Linked DNA regions of Homo sapiens: regions 1, 3, 4, 5 and 6 are each linked to region 2. The links are chromatin loops, found by intact Hi-C in ENCODE. Cell type or tissue: PC-3. All regions are shown on one strand.

Region 1 (4,000 bases), 270 kb after region 2:
AGGATGTTCCTGGGGGTCACCAAGTATCTCACCTGTGTGGTTCCCCATCGTGATAGTTGGATTCAAAGCTGAAGGTTGTCACTGACTTCTGGGTTCTCTCTGCTTGCCTGTCTAGGGCATTAACTCTGGAAATACTTTGTTTCTTTGTTCCCAACCATCCATCTCAAATCTCTTTCCCTGCTTTCTCCAAGGATGTTGTGCAGGTCTTTGTGCAAATAAGAATTTCAACCTATATTGGATAAGCCATATTTACAGAGGTGAATTTGATTTGTAGATATGACCTTTTCCTTGCCCAATGACAGTACCCTGAGGTTGAAGTCTGTTGCTCAGAGAATTTGGATGCACTAGCTTCTCCAAATATCTGCTCATCCACACAGCAGAGGGATAAGAGGAGACCAGTCTGCTTCTCCCTCTTTCCAATCCCTAAACCTTATAATTTGTGTACAAAGGAACTAATTTTGAAGAGCAGAAGGTCAAGGAAGACTAACAAAAATCTATCTTTTTGAAAGAAAGCAGCACTGGATTTAGGTAGCCATACAAATTGTCCCAAGTGGTGTTCTACTCCAAAATAGTGTGCACACCTTTTTAGCCCTACAATGAGTTGGTGGCTGACTGTGCCAAGTGCCTGCTTGCAAAGCTTTCCTCTGGAAGGGAGCCCTGGAAATGCTGAGCAGTGGTGACCCCACATTGCCTTTGGGGGCTGAATTGTCACCAGCCACAAAGATAGATCCTTTTACCTTTTGCATAATCCAGACATGTGGTTTGGAAGAGAAATAATTCATTTAAATCTCCCCTGCCTCTCAATTTTGCATAAAGTAAATTCAATTCCATTCAATTTGCACAGATTTACTGAAAATGTACTCAGGGTTGGGCCCAATGTGAGGTGTTGTGGACACAGTGGCACATAAGACACTGTTTTGGCCCTTGAGGAGCTCATAGTGCAGAGGGAGAGACAGTCAGGTAAAAAATGACATGGTACAGAGATGAGTCACTCTGTTGTGGCAGTGACAGTATAACTGTCCAGTGGGTTCTTCTTGCCCACTGCACAAATAAAGAGCATGACGTTGCAGTAAAGGAAGAGTTTAATGGATGGAAGTCTGGCCATACCACGTGGGACATAGAGTTACTACTCAAATCAATCTCATCCAAGGCTCGTAGGTCAGGGGTTTTTCAAAGACAGTCTGTGGGAGAGGGTGGGGGTGGCCAGGTAATGGGTGTTTGCTGCCGAATCGGGGCAGAGATGAAATTACAGGGGGTCAACAGTGTCCACTTGAGCTCAGTTGCTTCTGGATGGGGGTCATAGGAGCAAGGGTCAGTGGGCCCAAGTAGAGCCATGTGTGTCAGACACGCAAAAAACCTGAAAAGATAGCTCAATTGGCCGATCTTAGGTTCTACAATAGTGGAGTTATTTGCAGGAATGGCTGGCAATCATCTATGTCTACACCTTACCAAAATTCAGATTCCCCTTCTCCCCCAGGTGATGCCCTTTCATTCACTTTACAGAGGTAGTTGAGTTTGGGGGAAGGCCTATTATCATTTAAACTATAAACTAAATGTCTCTCAAAGTTAGCTTAACCCAAAAGCCCAGGAATAATTAAGGGAAAGGCAAGATAAGGATGGGTTTGATCAGATCTTTTACTACCATAATTTTGTTACTACTATAATTTTTGCAAAGGTGGTTTCAACAGGATAGCCTGCGTTGACAGGGGAGGGTGTGTAAAGACCCTGGAGAAACCAACAGAGGTGGCCTGGGGGCAGCCACAATATCTGAGGCTTGGAGAACACAAATGTGTTAACCCAGCAGGCCAGAAGCAGTGTGGGTGTGAGGTCAGATATGTCACAGGCAGAGAGAACACATGCTATCAGCAAAGGCACAGAATCTGAGAGTCCAGCACGCCAATGGAACAGAGTGTGGTGTGTGGAAAGAGGGGCACAAAGGGAGGCAAAGCCCAGGATCGTGGATCAAGGGTGATCCATGCCATGACAATAAGGACAACTCCTTATTGTCATGCAATGCTTCCCAAGATTTTATTGACAGGGCAGAGACACAATCAGAACTGTGTATTAGAAAGATGTCCCTGGAAGCTAGGGATAAGAAAGTTTGCAGAGTGAGGCTCAGCAGGGAGCCACGGACTTAGGTGGGAGGCTATTCCAGGTATCCAGGAGAGAAATGGGGAGGCTCTATGGAGAGTGTGGGAGTAGAATGAGGCTGGCCTTGAGGAATGTCAAGAGGGCAGGACTGACAGTTACCACCTGGACGTGAGACACTGGGCATGGGAAGAGTGCTGCCAGGCAAGTAAGTCTCAGATCAACACACATGCGTTGCTAAAGCTACTGACCAAGGCTCTGGCCAGATTGATGGCCTCCTGGCGGTGGCCTTTACTGCTCCCCTTGTACACCTGAGGCAGAGTTACTTACATTAATGTCTGTGTCTCTTCCACTGCCTTTGCAAACAGATCCCTGAGTTCTAAGTGAATCAGAGCCTGCATGGTACTTTTCCTCTGACTTCAGACTAGTCATACATTTTGGAATTCTTCCATGTTGAACTTTCACATCCTGCACAGAACACTCGGGCCCTGAGACAGCCCTACGCCATTTGGTGAGACCTTTGGTGAAAAGTCAAGGTCTGGGTTTATGACACAATATTTTTTCCTGGTCTATTTATCCCTGGCACAGTTCAGAGCTGGCCTATTGGAACAGGAGGTTCCAGCCTTCTCATTCACCTGGGCACTCTCTAACCTCAAATCAAATTCTACTGTCTCCCAGATTACATTCTGAGTTCCTAAATATGTGGGGAAAAATACTCTCAAATGCCTCCCTAAGAATACACACAGTCATAAAGCTCACGTACATTCAAATTGCTTTTTAAAAACAAAGACCGTGAAAAACCAAAGCTATAAAAGTATGTGAATCATCAACCCAGAAATCATGCCTCAAGGCACGCCTGACAGCATGTTCGTTCCCGGATGCTTTTCCTTCACAAATTATGGAGGCTGCCGACATCCTTCTGGGGAAAGGATTATCTGATTCCGCAGGCAGTTAAGAATAACATGTAAATGTCATTTAGATGAGCTATTTCTACATGGATCAAAAGACACACTCAAGTTACCAACTATGATAGCCAAACCCTTTATTTCAATAAAATCAGAGCAAACCCACAAAACTCTCCCAACTGAATTAGCACCATTGTGGTGTGGGAGGCATTCAGACATTCCTTCCAGGTTAGTAGACTATTTGCAATTCAGCTGTTTTACTGATGTGCATGTTATATAACTGCCACCAGCCATGGGGGAAGCTAGAATCCAAGGCGTCTCAAAATTTTCCACTGTGTACTCAAAGCCAACAGGAGAGAGTGAATGAATACTCCCTTGCTTTATGGTGACATAGCTAAAACTGTCTTTCCAGTAAATACCAGAGTGAGAGGCAATGTAACATAGTGGTTATATTTATGGGTTCTGGGGTAGAGTGTCTTGGATTTGAATCCCTATACGTTTGGGAGCTGCGTGTCTTGGATAACTTCTGTTGCCTCTCTCAGTTTGGATTCTTGTTGGCTTCAACGATTTTATCTTCCTTATTGAGTTACTCTGAAGGTTAAGTTAATAGATGTTAATCCTTAATATATGTTAAGTTCCTCTATTTAAGGGCTCCATAAATGTAAGCTATTGTTTTAAAACAAAACTGTAAGCTCTATGCCTTGTTTTAATTCAGGCAATGTTGCATTTTGCTGTCTCTGTGTCTCTAATACAAAATAATGTTTCCCTCCAAATTTCCAGTAGAATTGACCCTCCCAGGAGAGGTACCATATTTGTGCCTGGATTTGCATAAAACCAGGTTCACTGCCACAGATTCCAAGACTGACCTCACCCTAATGTGAGAAGCACAGTCAGACTGAAGAGAAGGCAGAGATGCTTCCCTACCAAGGCTCCTTGGAGATTTATTGTTGTTTATTTTCTAGATAACTGAGTAAAAACCAATTTTTGTAGGTAATGTTACCATGGAA
Region 2 (4,000 bases):
CTGGTTCACAGCCCGCCTCACTAGGAGTTGCCCTTGGCTGTAGGGAGGGAATGGCCTTAATCAAGGTTTCATCCCCTTTAGAGGGTAGCTCCTGTCATGGCCAACTGATGCAGAGATACAAAGCTGTAGGCTCTGTGCCTCAAGCTGGGATCTGGAGAAGGGCAGTCGTGGCTCCAGAGCCCCCTAGAGGGCCAGTGAGGGCTCAGCGAGGACTCAGTGGCAGCTGCATTGTTGCTTGGTTTCCCCCTCTTCCCAGACCTGCTTCTTCATTTCCTTTGAGGTGTACCTTCAAGAAGCATTGCTCTGTAGTGTGACTCTCTGCCTCAAAGTCTGATTCCAGGGATCTTGATCTGGGACAGATGGTTGTTAGCATGTTACTTGGCACCAGCAGGTACTCAAGGAATGTTAGTTTTCTTCTGTTATGGCCTTAACCTACTCTTAGAGACTGTATCAGGAAAGAATTTCTAATGGCTTTCACCTTTTTTTTTTTTTTTTTTTTGAGACAGAGTCTCGCTCTGTGGCCAGGCTGAGTGCAGTGGTGTGATCTCGGCTCACTGCAACCTCCGCCTCTCAGGCTCAAGTGATTCTTCTGCCTCAGACTCCCGAGTAGCTGGGACTACAGGCACACGCCACCACACCTGGCTAATTTTTGTATTTTTAGTAGAGATGGGGTTTCACCATGTTGACCAGGATGGTCTCGATCTCCTGACCTTGTGATCCACCTGCCTCAGCCTCCCAAAATGCTGGGATTACAGGCCTGAGAAACCGTGCCCGGCCAGCTTTCACCTTTTATTTGTAGTGTCTATTTGGTAGCAATGGTCCCTGTCATTCAGTTTCAAAGGGAGTTGACTTCCTAACTTAAATTCATCTTTTCCTGCTTGAAGTGAACCCTTATTTCTCCCATCCTGCACTCTCCTTTTTTACACCCATGCACACACACACACACACCTCTTACATCGACTACAGCAATCAACCAACAAACATCAACTGTAGAAGAAGAGTATAATTGTTTCAATTTGTGTTTCTGAATAAAGTGGTTTCTAGATAAAGTTTGCATTTGACATAAGATTGTCCTTAGAATTTTTTTCTCTCAAACTAATTTAGAGGAGTGGAAAGAGATGGGATGAGAGTTACACTTAAGTTGCAAATACCTTTTCTGTAGTGCTGGGACAAAAATAAATCCATGAAGTTCATGGGTTAATAAAACATCTTGGCAGGGCATGGAGGCTCACACCTATAATCCTAGTACTTTGGGAGGCTGAGGTGGGCGATCATGTGGAGTCAGGAGTTCGAGATCAGCCTGGCCAACATATAGTGAAACCCTGTCTCTATTAAAAAAATACAAAAATTAGCTGGGCGTGGTGACACATGCCTGTAGTCTCAGCTACTAGGGAGGCTGAGGCAGGAGAATTGCTTGAACCCAGGAGGTGGAAGTTGCAGTGACCCGAGATTGCACCACTGCACTGCAGCCTGGGTGACAGAGCAAGACTCTGCCTCTCAAAAAAAAAAAAAAAAATCTTGCAACTGATTTTAATTCACTCTTGATTCTAAATTTCATCTCTCCTTTTTTTTTTTCTGTCTGCTTACTCAAAGGGATGTTTTGCAAATTGTAGAACCTTCAGATTGACATCAGTAAACAAACAACAACAGTTTATGCTACTTTGATATTTCGAAATACAAATTAAATGCTCTGTTTATCTGTCAGCATTGAATCCAGTCATACTAATTATCCTCTGGGAATTCGATAGTTTTAAAACCCTTTTACCGTCAGAATCCAGAGATAAAGGTGGGGATAAAAGGAGAGAAGGCAACTTGCTTAGTATCTTTTGCTACCAAACACCTCCAGTGACAGCACCATTTACTCTTTACCTCAGCATTGACAGAGGCAGAGTTGGTCTCCTGGAAATGAATTTTGCTGCAGTTGCTGCTATTACTATTGTTACCGTGGGGTCGCTCCTGTTCCTGTAAATGCTGAAAGCTACTCTGGATTCGTAGCCCAAAGCGAACTTCCTTCTACACACACTCACTCTGGTTCCACCACAGCTGTGCTGGTGCAGATGTGAATCATCTTTGCAAACAAACTGAAGATTATTTCAAGAGTTAGTCTAATGAGTAGTGAATGTGGGCTGATTACTGTATTTGCAAAGAAACTTATTTTTTCCAACATCGTGCTAAAGAACAGACTGGTACTTCCCATAGGCTTATAAAAGTAAGTAATCAACGTGTTTGTGTAAATATTTAATGATGTCCACATTCACATTCATGAATCAATGGGCGATCATAATTGCTTTTGTGGGATGTGATAGACACAAACTTAAACAAGAACCCACCATATCTTAGCAAGCTTTCTTATGGAATGTAGAAAAAAATATGGTGATTAGAGAAACATTTCTACCATGTGAAAAAATCTTGCATAAATAATTTATACTTCGCTGGGCTTGGTGGCTCATGCCTGTAATCCCAGCACTTTGGGAGGCCAAGGTGGGCGGATCACTTGAGGTCAGGAGTTCAAGACCAGCCTGGCCAACATGGCAAAACCGCATCTCTACTAAAAATATCAAAATTAGCAGGGCATGGTGGTGTACACCTGTAACACTAGCACTAAGGAGGCTGAGGCAGGAGAATCACTTGAACTGGGAAGGTGGAGGTTGCAGTGAGCTGAGACTGCACCACTGCCCTCCAGCCTGGGCAACAGAGTGAGACTCTGTCTCAAAAAAGAATTTATATTTGGATACATTAAATTATATATTTATCTTTATTTGTAACATTTTCTTTGTGATTTAGTTTCATAAATCTAAGTTAGATCAACTTGACTTGCTGATTCTTCACCAGGTGCTGAATTTATTTGCTCACAACTTCACACTCATAGAACAGGCACTTCTTGATCCTTGGCTGTGTAATATGGTTCAAAGTTTAGAGTCACAGAGAGACCTGGCTTTGACTTCCAACAGTCCTGAGTTCAAATCAATTTCTCTGCTTGTTAGTTGTTTGACTTTGGACACATCAACTAAGTCTTTGTGCTTCACTTTCTTCACTTATAATATGGGGGTTATAGTCACCTAGCAGAGCTGCTGTGAGGATTAAATGATGCAGCAATTTCCGGTATATAGTAAGTTCTCAATAAGTGGTTGTTTCTTCCCGTTTCCTTTAGTGTACCTGGAAGCTTTTGTAATCCAGATGTGAAAGAGAACCATAACATTCCCTGAGAAACTTCTGGTTTATAGTAGTTTGGGAAAGCCAAACTTTATGTGAATAAGAGAGAGAGGAGGGGATACTGTGATATTTTTGGCCGGTGATTTCTAACATGTTGGCCAATTAATACTCCTTCAACCTGACATACTTTTTCTTGCCTTTAAATAGTCCATGTCCTACCACCTCCTCCACCAAGCTTTTCTTTTATGACTCAGACAGCCAACATTGCATAAAACTCATGCCCCTCCAAACTTCCATGCATCACTCTCCAAACATCACCATCTCCTATTACAGCTGTTTTCAGTCTTGGCTTATGGTCTTTACTGAAATTATGCTTCATGAGAACAGAGCTACTTCTGCTTCATCATTGCACCCAGAGGACCTGACGAGGGACCAAACATGGCAATTGTGTGGGGCAGAGGGAAGTGTGGGTTTGGAGTTAGAAGACTTGAGTTGTGATTCCAGTTTTATTGGTTGCTGTGTGATGTCAGGCAAGTCCTATACACTTTCTCAAACTATGTTTCTTCATCTATAAAATGGTTATAATAATCCTACTGGTTATAATTTTTTGTAAACTTCCTCAAATCCTATTCCAAAGGAGGTACAATAGAAATAAAATGAATGAAATGGTTCCTACTGTATCTTCATTATGACACTATTGGACACTATAGGAGATTATGGTTGTGGAAATATATTTGATAAGAAATGCAGTACACATGCTATTTAGGGTTATTAGGAACTCATTAAATATTTCCTGAATCAATGTGTAATGGAAATAAGATTTCTTTTACCTGCTGGGTGCGGTGGC
Region 3 (4,000 bases), 240 kb after region 2:
AAATGCAAAGATTACTATATTTACTTGAGAAAAACACTATTTTCAAATAAAGCTTCCGATGAACCAGGAATTGATGAGGAAGACAATTTTAAAATGAATTTTCATTGTGATTGTAGCTACAATGATAAAATGGATGAACAGATATTTTGAATCACCTACAAATCATAAAGTCACTTTAAGTTTCTTGTATGATCACCACAAGTTGTAGGAAGTACCATTGCATAACCTTATATTTTAAGTTAATTTCAGACTTTCCTGAAACTAATTGTATAAAGAGTTAAATCTTTTTAGAAAAAATGTTCTCTAAGAATCATCAACTCCAGATGTACAATTTATATTTTCAAAAAATATATCAGAATTGTCATAACCTAAGCATACTCTTAATAGTTTCAAGAACAGTTCCATCAGCAGAAAGATTATTCTGAAAATTAAAAACTATCAAAAATTATTTGTGATCTTGCATTTTTCAAGAGTGACTGATGTCACTTTTAATTATACAGATTGAAAATGAAGTTACAAAAAGTATAAATTCTGATGTCCTAATTTGCAGAAAAGCAAGACATAAAAATGTTATGATCAAGGAAGACATCACATTAATCAGTATTATTTATTGTATTAAATAAAATCGTGACACTGAAATATTATTTTTTATAATTTTTAAGTTTATAGCATTAATCATGTACTTCTTTTACCCCATCATGTTTTATAATTAACAAACTATTTCTTAGAGAAAAAAGTTTTGTATTTTATTGCGTTTACCTGATCTTCTTTTATCTTGCTTTTTAAACTGAGGAACCTGTGATAACATTTCACTCTGGGCATCACAAGTTACATATTTGGCCTCAAGCATAATGTATGAATTGCAGCTTTTATTAGGAGACCCATGCTTCGAGATTTTTTTTTTTTTTTCCTAAGGAAAAATGTTAAGAGGGATGCCCACCTTCCTTGGCTCAGGCTCTTTGTTCTCCATAGGACCAGTCAAAAATCTTTCAGCAAATACTATTTACCTAGGATTACCTGGACTACTATCTGTACAGCAGGTTGACAATCTAAAATATTTAAGATATAGTCTCTGAAAAAGTTAAATCACATCAATAGCTAACTGTGAAACTGTGCTCTGGACTTGAAGCTGTATCTGATTCAGGGGTCAAAGAGAAAGAGAGGGATTTTGTTGCAACCAATTCTTTATATTATATAAAGCTTATTATAAGCATTTGTTACAGTTGTTTTTTCCCATATATTATTGAAGTGCCGTCTTTGTCTGGGTTAAGTACCAGAGGTTCGTTGTCTCACACTAAGAAAATCAAGGATGTGGACACACAAGTAGTGAGTTTAAGACTGGAGGTTTAATAGATAAAAGAAAGAGAACAGAGAGTAGCTCTCTCTCCTGCAGAGAAAATGGGGAGCCCAAGTGGGTCTTCCGGTCTGTGGTGAAGTGCAGGAGGTTTTATAGGCTGGCTTGAGAAGGTGATGTCTGATTTACATAGGGCCCAAAGATTGGTTGGACCAAGTGTGACGTTTACATAGTTTGCAAAGAAGCTGGCTATGCCACCCTAATCTTTTATTATGCGAATGGATTTTCCACCTGGCCTGCTCCATGTTGTCTGCTCCTCACTGCATATGTGGTTGACAAAGAAAAGGGAAAATGAAGCTGCCCTGTTGAACATGCCTAACCCCTGTGTAGCCTTTTCCTATTGGCATGGCTGCTGGCATTCACTCACGCAGGCTTCCAACTTGCTTATCTATGTCTTTAGCTTGATCTTACAGGCTGCTTTGTGTTAGAAAAAAAGTGATTTTAGGGCTGCTTTTTATTAAAAGGAAAACCTTACTGAGGACTTCCTTATTCTCACTATCTGCCTGAATAATTTCTTTTTAACTCCTATATCATTATTTTATTTCCTATAGCACAACAGTCATATAAGACTATTGCCCCAATTTTAAGTTAGAAAATTGATGCTCCAAGAAATCAAAATTGGACCCTCGACGCAGTCAAATGTTTATGCTGATGCCACCAATGGGTATGTAGGTGCAGGCCATCAATCTGGAAGGAGTAGGACTTTCCCTTTAAATCACTTGCCAAAGCCACTAAGTATACATTAATACATTTGTTCTTTGCCCTTTAGGAAAACTGTTTTCTTGAAACAAGGCTACTTATTTTAGCTTTCATAACCCAAAATGAAAGGAAGCACTATGATAAAGTTCTCTATGATAAAGATCTTTCCTGAGATACTCCCTTTTTAAGCATTGAACCTTACCTTCCGGCGTTTCCTGTTACTCATCTGTTATATGTCTCTGCCAATTACAGAAGGGTTTTTTTTTCTGTATTCCCTTTTCTTCACTTTCACTATTTATTCCCCATTTGTAAACCATCAAAAGTTTGTGCTTGAAGCCATTCGGCTTTCTTTAACTTTTGACATGATTCAGTTCTACAGCCAATTTCCATGTCATTCCTCATAGAAAACAAACAAACTGAGCCCAGGACATAAATTTCAGAGTCACTCAGCTGGGGTAGAGGACTGGGAAGGTGTCTGGCTCACAGCTCCAGGCTGGCAAGGCAAGCACCGGCTGCTCCACACCCTCACACCCCTGGGAGAGGAGTCTTTTCGAAACCCAGGAAGCCACTAACCTACCCAAATGAGAATTTGTTTTTGGGTAATCACCAACTAACACTTGACATAAACAGCATAGACAGCCCTGAATTAGGCAACCCTGAGTTTGAGTCTTGACCTTGAGAAAGTTGTGGGCTTTTGCTTTATTAGCTATAAAATGCACATAACAATAGTCTTGACCTAGTAAAAGGCTGTTGGAAAGATTAAAAGAAGAAATGATTAAATGAGATAATGCCTGGCTTAAGTAAAGTACACATTTGATAAATGTTACCCATTACTATTTATGAAATGCTTCTCTAAGAAATCAATTTCCTATTCTCTTTCAAGTCAATTGACTATACCTTTATTTTTAGCCCTTGGGATAAAGCTTACCAAGTCTGGATCAGATAGATTGAACAATGGGTTGCTGGAGATAATCAATAAATCCAGAAAGTGTTGCTGGGGAAGAAGCTTAACAAAGACCCTCTTCTCACATGGCCATAGACTGGGGGAGTATGCTTATCTGATGAAGGTGACCTCATCTCAGCCTTCCAAGAACACATTCTTATCCTTTCTCATCTCTGGTGGCAGCCCCCACCACAAACGCCTTGAGACCATAGATTCTCTTTTCTCTCCCCCATCAACTATGAACAGACAAAGATCCTAAACTTAAACTGCTGAGAAAGTTTAAAGGGTGGCTCCCCTCCCCAGTTCCGTGCCTTGAATGGAAGCTCAGTGTCAGGACAATAAACTTGTCATCCTGTTTACATTGGTTTTTCAAGGTTAATGTTGGAGGGAAGGAGGGCTTACTTGAATACCCTCCTTGAATCAGAGCATGTGTATTTGCTTATAAATTAACCATGCTAGGCAGAATTCATATCAGTAGCAAACAAGATACTGGGGGACAATAACAGTTATGGATATTTGTCCAGTGCTGGATAAATTCAGATCATTTTCTGAACACGTTTCATTTTGTTTCCCAACATCGTTTTAGGGCATCTTGATGCAGGAGCGGGACCAAGAATTTGGCTTCAGAAGTTCAGGTTCATATGTCAGCTCTGTTTAAGCCCCTCTCTGTGCAAGCTCAGGAAAATGGCTTCCCTAATGAAGCCTCAGTTCCTAACCTGGAAAACAGAGGATTTTTAAAAACATCCTACTTCACAGGGCTTTTAAGAGATTGGATGGAACAGTCATTGATGACCTGTCTTTCCCCAGAAATCTTCAGTTCAGAAAGTTCAGGCATATTAAAAGATGGAGTCAAGACAGAATGGGGTCTTCTGACTGAAGGGTCTTCCAGGGCCCTGCTTCAGGGTCCCTGTTCCTGAAACGTTAGCCATACCCTTGGACAGAGCTGGAACTTGGGCACAACCAGGGACTCTCAGTCTAAAATGAGGTCTCTGGGCACAGAGTTG
Region 4 (4,000 bases), 110 kb after region 2:
GAAATTATACAGTACATAGCCTTTCAAATTGGTTTTTCTAAATAATATGCATTTAAGTTTCCTCCATGTCTTTTTATGGCTTGATAGCTTATTTCTTTTTTATTTTATTTTTTGGAGCTGGAGTCTCACTCTGTCGGCCAGGCTGGAGTGCAGTGGCATGATCTCGGCTCACTGCAACCTCTGCCTCCTGGGCTCAAGCAATTCTCCTGTTTCAGCCTCCCGAGTAGCTGGGTTTACAGGCACACACCACCACGCCCAAGTAATTTTTGTATTTTAGCAGAGACAGGGTTTCCCCATGTTGGCCAGGCTGGTTGATAGCTCATTTCTTTCTAGTGCTGAATAACATTGTATTGTCTGGATGTACTACCGTTTATTTGTCCATTCACTTACTAAAGGAAATCTTGGTTGTTTCCAAGTTTTGGACATTACGAACAAATCTGCCATAAACATCTGTGTGCTGGTTTTGGTGTGGGCCTAAGCGTTCAACTCATTTGGATAAATACCAAGAAGTACAATTGCTGGTTCGTATGATATTTGTATGTTTAGTTTTGTAAGAAACTATTGAACTGTCTTCCAAAGTGGCTGCACCGTTTTGCATTCCCACCAGCAGCAGCTGTGAGCTCCTGCTGCTCCACATCTTTCCTCTTGTTGCTGTCAGTGTTTTGTCCCTTGGTGTCCTAATAGGTGTGTTGTGGTATCTCATTGCTGCTTTAATCTGCAGTTCCCTAATGTCACATGATATGAAGCACTTTGCATACGCTTATTTGCCTTCTGTACACCTTCTTTTGTGAAGTGTCTTTTGAGGCCTTTTGCCTATTTTAAAAATCAGATTGTTCATTTTCTCATTGCTGAGTTTTAGGAGTTCTTTGTATATTTTGGATAACAGTCTTTTATCGGATATGTCTTTTGCAAATGTTTTCTCCCAGTCTGGGGCATGTCTTCTCATTCTGTTGATGTCTACTTTTAAAATCTTTGATTATACAGGGTTTTATAGCTCTCCGCAGTTTTTCAGACTTTCATGATATCCATGGCTGTAGCTACCTACAAAGGCTGCTGACTTTTAAAAACTTTCACTTCCAAACCTGACCTTTCTCCTTTGCCTCAAACATTGAGGAACATTCAGAAGCATACCCTACTGTCCACTTGACAACCCCACCCAGTGCCCCACAGGCCCTTGGTATACCACATGTTACAAATAAACTTACTGTTTTTCCATTCCCAACGCCTTCTTTGCATCTCATTCCTTATCTCAGTGTCTTGTCTTACCTCCCACTGTTTCCCCCAAGCTACGAGACTTTGAGTAAATACTTCCTTCTCCCTCTCCTCCCTCCACAATTTGTTATTCGTTATTAATTCTTTCCTATGTTTCCCATTTTGTCCAAAGGATGACACCAAATAAATATGAAAAAGTGCCAGGCCTGGAAGAGTTTGTGGTCTTTCCAGGCCACTGACTTATGAACAATTCTATGGCATCGGGACAGAAATGCTTTGAAATATGTATCTGTGAGGTTCCACAGGACAAAGAGAAGGAAGTGACTAACCTCTGGGTGGAGAGCAATTTGGAAAGTTTTCCGAGAGTGGATTATATTGCAGCTGAGGCTTGAAGAAAGAATAAACAGTCTCAGAAGGAGAAGCCAGCACAGGATGCAGCTGAGTGCTGGGCTGACCCATGGGTGTGAGTGGCTCCTTTGGAGACAGGCAAATCATTTGACCCCAGACTATGGGCTGCACAAGGAAACCGGAACCTAGCTGAGAGGTTTCAGTACAAATATAGATGATAGTGTGGATGCCAGGCTTGGGTGTCTAAACTTTATGCCAGAAGCAGACAGAGCCTACAAAGAATAATGAGCAGAAAATTGATGATATTTTTTGAAAGATTATTTGGGCAACAATGGGGAGAATGCACTAGATGAGCAAGACTAGACATGGATTTCTGAATTTTTAGAGTAAAGATGGAGAGTGCAGTGAGACAGGTGGGTTCTCCTGAAGACTGTGTCCTTGACAGGAGAATGTACATGGGAACAGATGTTACACGCCAATTATGATTTAAATGGAGTCATTTTGATCTTTCGACTCTATTTTCTTTGACTTGAGTTGGAGTGCAGGATCTGGTCTTGGGCATCATGCAGGCCGAGAACTTCATTTGGAAAGAAGACAATATCCTTTTGATGTCTAAGTGATTGTCAAGTTAGCATGAAGATCTCTCCAAATACACTTCAACCTGACATCTCCCTGCAGCCTTTCGCTGTGTGTTTTACATAGTAGATGTTTGGCCCTGCGGTTAAAAATTTACATATGCCTTAAGGACAGAATCCATGCCCAGAGGAGATCACCCTGAAAAGTAGAACTGTCTAGCAGATAGAACAAGTGGAGCTGAAGGTCATATTACTCCACAAAACTGTGGATTCTTGCAGAACCCGCATTCAAACAGACCTTGTCAGCCTGAATTCAAACACAGTTCTGAGTTAGCTCTACTGCTGACATGTTTCCTTGCCCAGAGGTTTCTGGAAATGGAGAAAGCAGCTCTGTTACTGACAAGAAAAAATATGTCTTATCTGAAAATACCAGAGAGTATTTTCTTCTCTCTTAAATTGGGTCAAATGCACTCAATCTAATTGGAAAATTTTATAACAAAAAATGAGAACTCTTCTACAAGTGGGCTTTCTGCTTAAAAATGCAGCTGAAAGCATTATTATAATAGACTATATATTAGTTATTGTGCAGGTCATCTGAGGATGGGCTTTGCTCATACCTGGTAGAAGGAAAGAAAGAATAGTCTCTGAAATGTGTAAATTATGGGTTGCAAAAAGAGGTGAGCATTTCCTAGGGAATGGAACTGAATAGTTCAGGGGAAGCTGGACACGGAGTTCTCTCAGACATGGGGAGCTTCAGTTCTCAAAGGGTGGGCAGAAACGAGCTTGAGATCCAAGGTCTCAGCTCATGCAGCATGAGAGACACAAAGGACATTCAGTGAGGTATTTAAGGGGGTTTTGTTCTCTTTTATTCAGAGTTTCTCTTTGTTTTTTTGTTTTTGTTTTTGTTTTTTTTTGAGATGGAGTCTCGCTCTGTCGCCCAGGCTGGAGTGCAGTGGCGCGATCTCGGCTCACTGCAACCTCCGCCTCCTGGGTTCAAGTGATTCTCCTGCCTCAGCCTCTCGAGTAGCTGGGACTACAGGCACGCAGCACCACACCCAGCTAAATTTTGTATTTTTAGTAGAGACGAGGTTTCACCGTGTTGGCTAGAATGGTCTCGATCTCCTGACCTCATGATCCACTCGCCTCAGCCTCCCAAAGTGCTGGGATTACAGGCATGAGCCACTGCGCCTGGGGTTTATTCAGAGTTTCTAATCTGTTTTTAAACATAGCTCATTTATAATTTACATTCCATGAGACTCACCTATTGTAAGTGTACAATTCAAGGAGTTTTAGAAAATTTACAGAGTAGTGCAACCATCAAACCAAATCTAGTTTTAGAACATTTCCATTACCCCCCAGTAATCCCCTTGACTTTGCAGTCAACCTCCATTCTCACTCCTAGCTTCAGCCAAGAACCGATCTGCTTTTGGTCTCTATCAATTAGCCTTTTCTGGATGTGTCATAAAAATGGAATAATATGCTATATAGTTTTTTCTGGCTTCTTTACTCTTGGCATAATTTTTTAAGGTTCATTTGTGTTGAAGCAGGTTATCCCTATTTTGTCCTTTTACAATGCTGGGTGGTATTTAAGTATACAGCTGAAATACATTTTGCTTATCAATCCATTGTGTGATGGACAATTACATTGTTTCCAGTTTTGGCTATGAAGAATAATGATGCTATATGTTCATGTGCAAATCTTTGTGTGGATATATATTTTTATTTCTCTTGGGTATATTCCTAAAAGTAGAGCTGTTGGGTTTCATGGTAAGTTTGTGTTTAACATTTTGAGAAACTTTCAAACTGTTTTTCTAAAGTAACTGTATCATTTTGTGTTCCCACCAGCTACGAGGGCATGGCGGCGG
Region 5 (4,000 bases), 120 kb after region 2:
CAGTGTGTGAACTTAAGTGCAGAGCTCCTGTGCCCCCTCCTGTGGAATGGGGGTGCATTGACCTCCTGTGGAATGGCGGTGCATCGACCTCCTGTGGAATGGGGGTGTATCGGCCTCCTGTGGAATGGGGGTGCATCAACCTCCTGTGGAATGGGGGTGCATTGACCTCCTGTGGAATGGGGATACATTGACCTCCTGTGGAATGGGGGTGCATCGACCTCTGCAGCACATCCATGTGTTCCCCGGCAGAAACCCCCCTGCCCTTCCCGGTCCTCCTCATCAAGCTGTGTGTGTTTGGCAGAGCAAAGATCTGGGGTTCTTGAGCTGGAGCTCTGGCCCCTGGGTGACATCCCCTAAGCTCCTAGTAGCTACCAGTCCTGCTGGATGCCCTGCTCACATCTTGGAGTTGATTAAACTCAAGAAAATAGGTGGCTTGGAAAGAAAAACCTCAGGATTCCCCTCTCTCTGGCCACACTGAGCCTCAAAGCTGATATGGCTCTGCTGGGGTTGGTGAGGGCAAGAGACCTTTTGTGCTGTCACTTTCCTTGTCCCTTTCTAGTACTGAGAGGGGAATGTCTAGGTAGTTTCAGCTTGACGTGTGCTCATACTCTCTCTCCCTGTCTCCTTCCCACCATCCACTGGCATTGGAAAAGAGTGAGCTTTTGGTCCCCAGTTGCCATATACTCTTCCCCTCAAGCAGCAGCAAGCCCACACCTTTGCTGTCAGAGGAAGAATTGAAGAGGTGGCTTTAATAGGTGAACCTCCTTACCCAGCACCCCGTTCCCATGCCTGTGATCCTATCTTCCATGCCTGAGGCATCTGTTTTTAGTTTTTAAAATTAATGTTTTAATTTAGAGATAATTTTGATTCACATGCAATTGTAAGAACTATTACAGAGACCCTGTGGTGTACCCTTAACTCAGTTTTCCCTAGTAGTAACATCTTGGACAACTATAGGAGAATATCACAACTAAGGCATCGAGATTAATACAGGCAAAGCATAGAACATTTCCATCATCACAAAGAGCCCTTCTGTTGCCCTTTTGTAGCCACACTCATTTCTCTTCCATTCCTATCCCCTTCTTAACCCCAGTAACCATTAATTAGTCTGCCATTTCTATGAAGAGATCCACTGTAAACATAGGTGCACAGGTTTTTGTGTGAACTTAAGTCTTTATTACTGTGGGATAAATAGAGGAATCCATTCCGTAAGATGTTCTAACATCCCCTCTGGAGGATGGACACTTTGTAGAACCATGGCCAAGGTTAAGTACTTAGGAAAACAACAGGTAATACATTAAAAATTTAGATATTGCCCTCTCAGACGATTATTAAGACATGTATTTGCCCATGTTAGAAAATATGATGAAGATATTTTTCAGATTGCATATAATAAAAATACTATGTAAACATAATTATAGAAAAAATCATTTGCCATTTAGTACTACTTTCCAAGCACACATAGGCAGGAATAGATCCAAAATCCCTGGAGAGAGTGAAGCTGGTAAGTAAGAAAGATTTATTTTTCACATGTTGAGGGGAAGTCCTCACTGCTGTGCCTGGGCTGGTACCATCACACTAAGTGTCAGAGAGTGACGCCAAAGGAGATGTTTTCCTTTCAGAACTCTAATCACTAGTGAATCCCTCCCTCCCTTCCTTCCTTCTCTCTTGCTCTCTCTCTTCCTTTCTCTCTTTCTCTCTCCTTCCTTCCTTCCTTCTCTCTCTTTCTCTATAACTCTGTTGTCTATCATCTCTGTCCATCTCTATCTGTCCATCTACCTATTTATCTATCACTATCTGTTAATATATCTATCTGTCTATCATCTGTCTCTGTCACTCTATCATTCTATCTATCATCTATTTATGTATCATCTATATAATCTACCACTATCTATTATCTATCTATCTATCTATCTATCTATCTATCTATATCTATCTATCTATATCTGTCCCTCTATCTAATCTATCAATCACTCCTACTACATCTATCATCTATCTATCTATCTATCTATCACTATTTATCTATCTATCATCTATGTAATCTATCTTTTTTTTTGCAAGTTTGAAGGACTGAAGGAGCAGAGGGAGAATGCTCCAGTCACCCAGTGCCCACTAATGGCTGGGATAAGGACTACGCTGGGCAAGAACACAGGCATAAATGTGAATAGGATTTCATCCCTGTGGAAACTCCTTCCAGAGGGGAAGTGGGTCTCTCTCTGGGTCTCTAACAGCCTCATCTCAGGAGATAGTGACTGGCTTGTGTCTTTCTTCCTTTCTTGGAGTCCTAATCCCTCAAGCATTTCTGGATACTGAGATATTTCAGACCCAACACATCTAGCCCTTTCTCAGCTCCTTTAGAATTTCCTCTTTCCTTCCACTTTTTTAGAGATAATATGTGGATAGAAAGAGTACTGAAAAAGACTTAACCTTCTGGTCTCCTTACATCCTCCCTTCCTGAATTGCAGGCAGTACAAAAGTCACATTCCAAAATGATCACAGGACCAACTGCTCAGAGAAAAGTGATAGGTCAGCATTTCTGCATGGTAGCTGTCACCAAGTGCAATCTATCCTTATGGTATTTATATATTTTCGTTGAGGTATTATTGCATCTAGTAAAATACACAAATCTCTCAGGTCCAAAGCTAGATGGATTTCTTACATCAGTGTGTACGTTTGTAACAACTGTTCAGTCATGATATAGAACATTGTCATCATCCTGGATGGTCCCTCGGGCCCCTTCCTACTCTGTATTCACCCCCTCAAGGTTAGTACTGCTCTGATTTCTGTATTCTGGCTGAGTTTTATAAATTTAGGTTTAAACTATGGTTAACAATTTATAGCAGAATGCATGTGCAGCAACACATAAAAAGAGGAAACATTTTAGAGAAATATAAAAATGTTAGATTTAGTATTTGATGAAGTAAAAAAAAATTTGCAAATAGATGAGCCGCACCCACTAGGAACCCATGAGGCAACAATGACCTAGATGTACAGATAGGAGACCCTTGGTCCAAAGGTACACGGAAGGAAGACATTTTCTAAATTACCTTTTGGGTGTGCACTTGTTATTCATATAATCCCCAAACATCAGAGATGGGAGAGACTGAAGTCAGCACCTAGGTTCATCTCCTTTCTTTATAGAGCGGGAAACCAAGGCCCAGTGGAGCTACGACATTCACACAGGCCTCAGAACATGTTAATATCAGCACTGTGACATTACACTGTCCATCCTTCAACAGTAGGACATGGCTGTCTCTTCTGTTTACTTATCAAAGGATTAAAATAAAACATCAGTAAAAATTGAGAGACTTGGACTGTTATGGGCTGAATTGTTCTCCCCTAAAGTTGATACATTGAAGTCCTAATTCTGAGTACCTCAGAATGTGACTGTTTTTGGAGATGGGGCCTTTAAAGAGGTAATTAAGGGAAAATAAGGTCATGGGGTTGTGCTCATTCAATAGAACCCATGTCGTTACAAGAAGAGGAGTTTGGAATGCAGACATGAATAGAAGGAAGACCATGTGAAGACACAGCAGGAAGACGCCATCTACAAGCTAAGAAGAGAGGCCTTAGAGGAAGCCAGCCCTGCCAACACTTTGATTTCAAACTTCCAGCCTCTAGAACTGTAAGAAAAATACATTTGTGTTGTTTAAGCCACCCAGTCTGTGGTACTTTATTATAGCAACTCCAGAAAACTAATACATGGGCTGACAAAAGTAGCTGGTGTCTATTTGCTTATTCTATGTGTTCAATTATACATTTACTGAGAACCTAATATGTGCCTGTTACTCTGGGAGATGTTGCACTAAGGACTTTAAATATATTAACTCAATTAATCCTGAGCACAGACCTCTGAGGTAGGTATTGCTATACCCATTTTATAGATGAAGAAAGCAAGGCAAGACAAACTGAGAGAATTAGTCAAACTGACACACCAGCAGGTGGTAGAGTCACAGACATGTAAACGTGGGCAGTGTGGCCTGACAGAGTGAGTTGTGGG
Region 6 (4,000 bases), 250 kb after region 2:
ATTCTAACAGCAGGGTATGAATGAAGGACACAAGAGTGAAAACTCGGATCATCCAACCTTTGACTTATCCAAGCTATGACATAGATGTTAAATAAACAAAAACACCCAAAATAGATAAATGAAGAAGGGATAGCATGTGCCTGTGCATGCACACTTCCTGGGCCTGTCATGTATCGAAGAGGGTAAGACTTTCTGCCTAAGGAACTGGATATGGTTATATGTGAGCAGAGCATGAAGGCCTGCACTGACCACGCTTCCCAGGCTTCCACGTCTATGGAGATGCATAGGTCTAGAGTAGGCTGAATACTCGAGGGTAAGCTTCCAAGGGCACAGGTGTGATTACAGTCATCAAGACACCACCGCCCCAATGAGTAGCTATCATGTATTGATACCTGATGGAGATTTGTGAGATGAATGATGCCACCAGAACGCAAACTCTGACAACCAAGCCAAAAGCGATGGATCTGTTTAACAAAATGGTTAAATTAACCAGTGACAGCAGGGCTGTCTTATATAGTCTGGCAGGAAGTTCTCTGCACAACTCCAAGGGAAGCTGTGCATATAAACAACCCACACAGCACATCACAGGCCTGAGAGTTGGAGGAGTGCACTAAGTTCCGGTGGGTGTGGGCTGTGTCTGGACCTGTGAGCTTTTCATGGGGGACTGCCAAGGTCAAGTGGCATGGCTGCTGCCCTCTTTTCCATATGTGTGAGGCTTGGGACAGCATGCCTGTGTTTTATTCATGCCCTGTCACAGACATGGCATCCTAGTGGATGAAATGCTGGGACCCCGGTTCTAAAACTTTTTGACTATAAGATTGTTAATTATCCTATGGATAATAGAACCAAGGTGTTCTCCCTTCTCCATCCTCTTAGCCAACTCCTTTCACCCATTCAGACACAATTAAGACCCCATGTCTTTTGAAAGGCCTTTGGACACATATCCCTTCTCAAAGCACTGAGACATGCTGGTTACCTCTGCCGTAGCTCCTACTGTCTCAGTCATTTCTGCTCCCTGAGGCCAGGGGCTGTACTTATTTATTTATATTCCCAAGGCCTGCACCTAATAGATGCTCACCTAATAGACGTGCTGGATTACCTCTGTCATAGCTCCTACTGTCTGTCATTTCTGCTCCCTGAGGCCAGGGGCTGTATTTATTTATTTATTTATTTATTTATTTATATTCCCAGAGACTGCACCTAATAGACGCTCAGTCAACTTTTATCAAAGGAGAGAAAAGTTTTGTATCTTAGGTTCTAATTATGAGTTGAATATATATGCATTCAAGAACTCCCATTTACTGCATACTGACCAGAGTTATGAAAAACAACCCAATATAAATTCTCTTGTTCAAACATTTCTTTCCTTATAATAGCAGATGCCATCCTAGTGGGGACAGGGCAGCAGGCATATTTGAAACGCTCATATGTATAAGAGGAAAATGCAGAGAAATTTTCAAGGGTTCTCCAAGGACTGGTGAGGCATGACCAGCCCAGCAGTTTTTTGTGGCAGAATCTCTGATGAAATCAGAACTTCAAGGTCTTGAACTAATGTTCCATAAATTAGGTGATGCTGAAACCAGAGAACTTTGAAGGGGGGTATTTTTCTTGGGGCAATATCGGGAAACCATGTGTGCCTATGACTAATTCCCCTCCTGTGAACTGTTGGTATTATCTTTGAGGGTTTTCAAGATAAATAAATTGAAGCTGTTGTCAAGTTTTACTAGACAAAAGCAAACAATCCCAGGGTCTTTCATGTGTCTGTACTGCCACAGCGTCACCCCCTACTGCCTTCTTGCTTTGTGGTTTGTTGGGAGAGGAGAGAAGCATGCAGGGCAGGGGCATGCACCCCGCAGAGGAGAGGATACCACAGCCACAACCACGGTCACCCACAAGGTCACGCCAGGATTCCCGCAGTCATGTGCAGTTCCATCAGTGCAGCAAAGTGCCTACTTTGTGCCCAGCCCTGCACCAGGGACCGAGGACACAAATACAAACAGGCACTGTGCTTGCATTTGCCCTTGAGAAGTTACTTGTCTTAAAAATATTGAGAACAAAGTTTACTGATTGCACTGTTGCCACATCAAAAAATTACTCACCAACAGAAGGCCTGATCTACCAGGGATTAGAATTGTAAACCAAAAATAAAATTCCAAGCCCTCCAACTGACTGAATGAACCTTCCTCTTGGCCAATGGGACCCAACTAAACCTGAAAAATTAGTTCAGACCATAATGAGAAGGGGAGGATTGGACCTGCTTCATTATACTCACCTCTCTTTGGAATTCAGGCACAACTGGCCAGGATTAATATTAAAATACAGATCCCAAGACTGACAGACAGACTCTTTGTAGCAATAAGATACCAAATTCCAACCTGACCTTAGTATAGCATCACATCCCAGATGGCAGAGCTCTGAAAGAAACCAAAGTATTTTACCCCAAAATATACTCGTTTGACGTATTTTGAAATGGTCCCATAAAACTGTCTCTTGTGGGGAATACTTACCTTCTGTAGAGAGCCCTCTTCCCTTTCCAGGTCTTTTTCTGATGCTGAAGAGATGGGCTGAGAGTCTAGCACCTTTTAAAGGTCTGAATAGGAAATATTTGCCATCTTTTGCCTCTGGCCACCTATGAGGCTTCATTTACATAATAAGAACCTTGTTCTCTACAACCCCTTATCTTAACCCAAACACTCCTTTCTATTGATCCCAGGTTTTTTGATAATAACTAACTCAACCAATTGCCAATCAGAAAAGCTTTGAATCCACCTGTGACCTGTAGGCCTCCCCCTTCCCACACTTCAAGTTGTCCTGCATTTCTGAACCAAACAAATGTATGCCTTATATGCATTGATTGATGTCCTATGTCTCTCTAAAACATAAAACCAACCTATAATTCAACTGCCTTGGGCACATGTCCAGGACCTCCCAAGGCTGTGTCACAGGTTATGATCCATAAGCTTGGGAAAATAAACTTCTAAATTGATTGAGATCTGTCTCAGATAATTTTTTGTTTACAGAGGTGACAGCAATGGCCAAGTTTCTTTCCTCTTTGGGCTCCAATTTCCTCAGCTACAAGAAGGGACCTCTTAGTCCTTTTAAGCTGGACTCTTGAAATCTTTCCAGTTTAGCTAATTAGACTTTCAAAGAAGCTAGAGATTGTTGAATAGAAAGAATTCAGCTGGTATAGAGAACTGGGAGCCTGTGCTGCTGTCTTCAGGTAATTATGTCATTACATAAGGAAATGAAAACAATTTAAGGATGCTTTTTATCTTTTAGTATTGGCATGGCTTTGACTCTAACACTGAGGCAATAATTTGTGGTCAGTGCCAGATGCAACGTCTCCTTCATGGGCTGCGTCACAAAATCAAAACAGCTGCTTGGAACTAAAACTGATTTTCACAGAATGCCAGATGTGCTAGATGTCCTCTCCTGAGCTACCTGATTCAGTCCTCCTGGGAATACACAGGCATTTCAAATACTAGAGTGAGTGATCTGGGGACGTGACCACCCACCTGCCCCTTCAAATATTTCTGCAGTGTTCATATAGTATGTTTCTGATATTTTTCCTTTATCTTTACATCTTTGAAAACATGGTCCTATGTAGAGTATTCTCAATGACAGTTATAGACTCTGCTGAGAGCAAACAAATACCCCAATTAAAAGTGACCACTTGATTGTCAACTCAGAGCAGCTGTTTCTTTCCCACCTTTACCCAGCATTCCTGGGAACCCTTTAAATTGGATGTGGGTTGGAGACAAGCTGCTCGGGTGTTCAGGGGTTAAACTCCTATACTTGCATGTTGTATTTGATTTAGGAATCATCATCCATGACCCATAATACAGTTGGGGTAAGGAATATGACCACAGCCAGTGGTGGGCTGGCCCATCCCAGCTTTCCTGCTGGGAGAGGGGCATTACAGTGAACAAATGGATATACCCACCAGTATCAGGTAGTGAAGATGTCCCCCCCATGTCTGGAGTGAGAAACCTGAAAATAG

What was found. Peaks named below come from ENCODE experiments on the same cell type or tissue, not always from the same donor. Only the 100,000 strongest peaks of a DNase experiment are listed, where the experiment ranks them.
Region 1: a loop joins it to region 2, with 12 times the contacts of the local background. A loop is called at or near these places in 3 of 110 quality-filtered maps.
Region 3: it touches region 2 in a loop (9-fold over the local background); 4 of 110 quality-filtered maps call a loop at or near these places.
Region 4: a loop joins it to region 2, with 7 times the contacts of the local background. A loop is called at or near these places in 2 of 110 quality-filtered maps.
Region 5: a loop joins it to region 2, with 6 times the contacts of the local background. A loop is called at or near these places in 6 of 110 quality-filtered maps.
Region 6: it touches region 2 in a loop (6-fold over the local background); 3 of 110 quality-filtered maps call a loop at or near these places.

What each region holds. Positions count from the first base shown.
Region 1 is chr2:12,315,702-12,319,701 of GRCh38, forward strand. The region is part of intron 4 of MIR3681HG (MIR3681 host gene); the gene reads left to right. Among named protein-coding and RNA genes, the nearest start is that of MIR3681, 120 kb to the left of the region's middle. In PC-3, a CTCF peak has its summit at 2,372; DNase peaks (open chromatin) are centred at 2,520, 2,910 and 3,110; H3K4me3 peaks cover 2,017 bases; H3K27ac peaks cover 2,931 bases.
Region 2 is chr2:12,048,568-12,052,567 of GRCh38, forward strand. All of the region lies in intron 2 of MIR3681HG (MIR3681 host gene), which reads left to right. Among named protein-coding and RNA genes, the nearest start is that of MIR3681HG, 43 kb to the left of the region's middle. In PC-3, CTCF peaks have their summits at 181 (motif pointing left) and 1,948; DNase peaks (open chromatin) are centred at 2,014 and 3,444; H3K27ac peaks cover 2,430 bases.
Region 3 is chr2:12,285,074-12,289,073 of GRCh38, forward strand. The region is part of intron 3 of MIR3681HG (MIR3681 host gene); the gene reads left to right. Among named protein-coding and RNA genes, the nearest start is that of MIR3681, 88 kb to the left of the region's middle. In PC-3, no CTCF peak of the experiment used is centred here; a DNase peak (open chromatin) is centred at 2,348; H3K4me3 peaks cover 1,015 bases; H3K27ac peaks cover 2,777 bases.
Region 4 is chr2:12,154,269-12,158,268 of GRCh38, forward strand. All of the region lies in intron 2 of MIR3681HG (MIR3681 host gene), which reads left to right. Among named protein-coding and RNA genes, the nearest start is that of MIR3681, 43 kb to the right of the region's middle. In PC-3, no CTCF peak of the experiment used is centred here; a DNase peak (open chromatin) is centred at 1,543; H3K27ac peaks cover 1,406 bases.
Region 5 is chr2:12,171,628-12,175,627 of GRCh38, forward strand. All of the region lies in intron 3 of MIR3681HG (MIR3681 host gene), which reads left to right. Among named protein-coding and RNA genes, the nearest start is that of MIR3681, 26 kb to the right of the region's middle. In PC-3, a CTCF peak has its summit at 2,116; no DNase peak of the experiment used is centred here.
Region 6 is chr2:12,301,754-12,305,753 of GRCh38, forward strand. All of the region lies in intron 3 of MIR3681HG (MIR3681 host gene), which reads left to right. Among named protein-coding and RNA genes, the nearest start is that of MIR3681, 100 kb to the left of the region's middle. In PC-3, no CTCF peak of the experiment used is centred here; a DNase peak (open chromatin) is centred at 1,688; H3K27ac peaks cover 2,204 bases.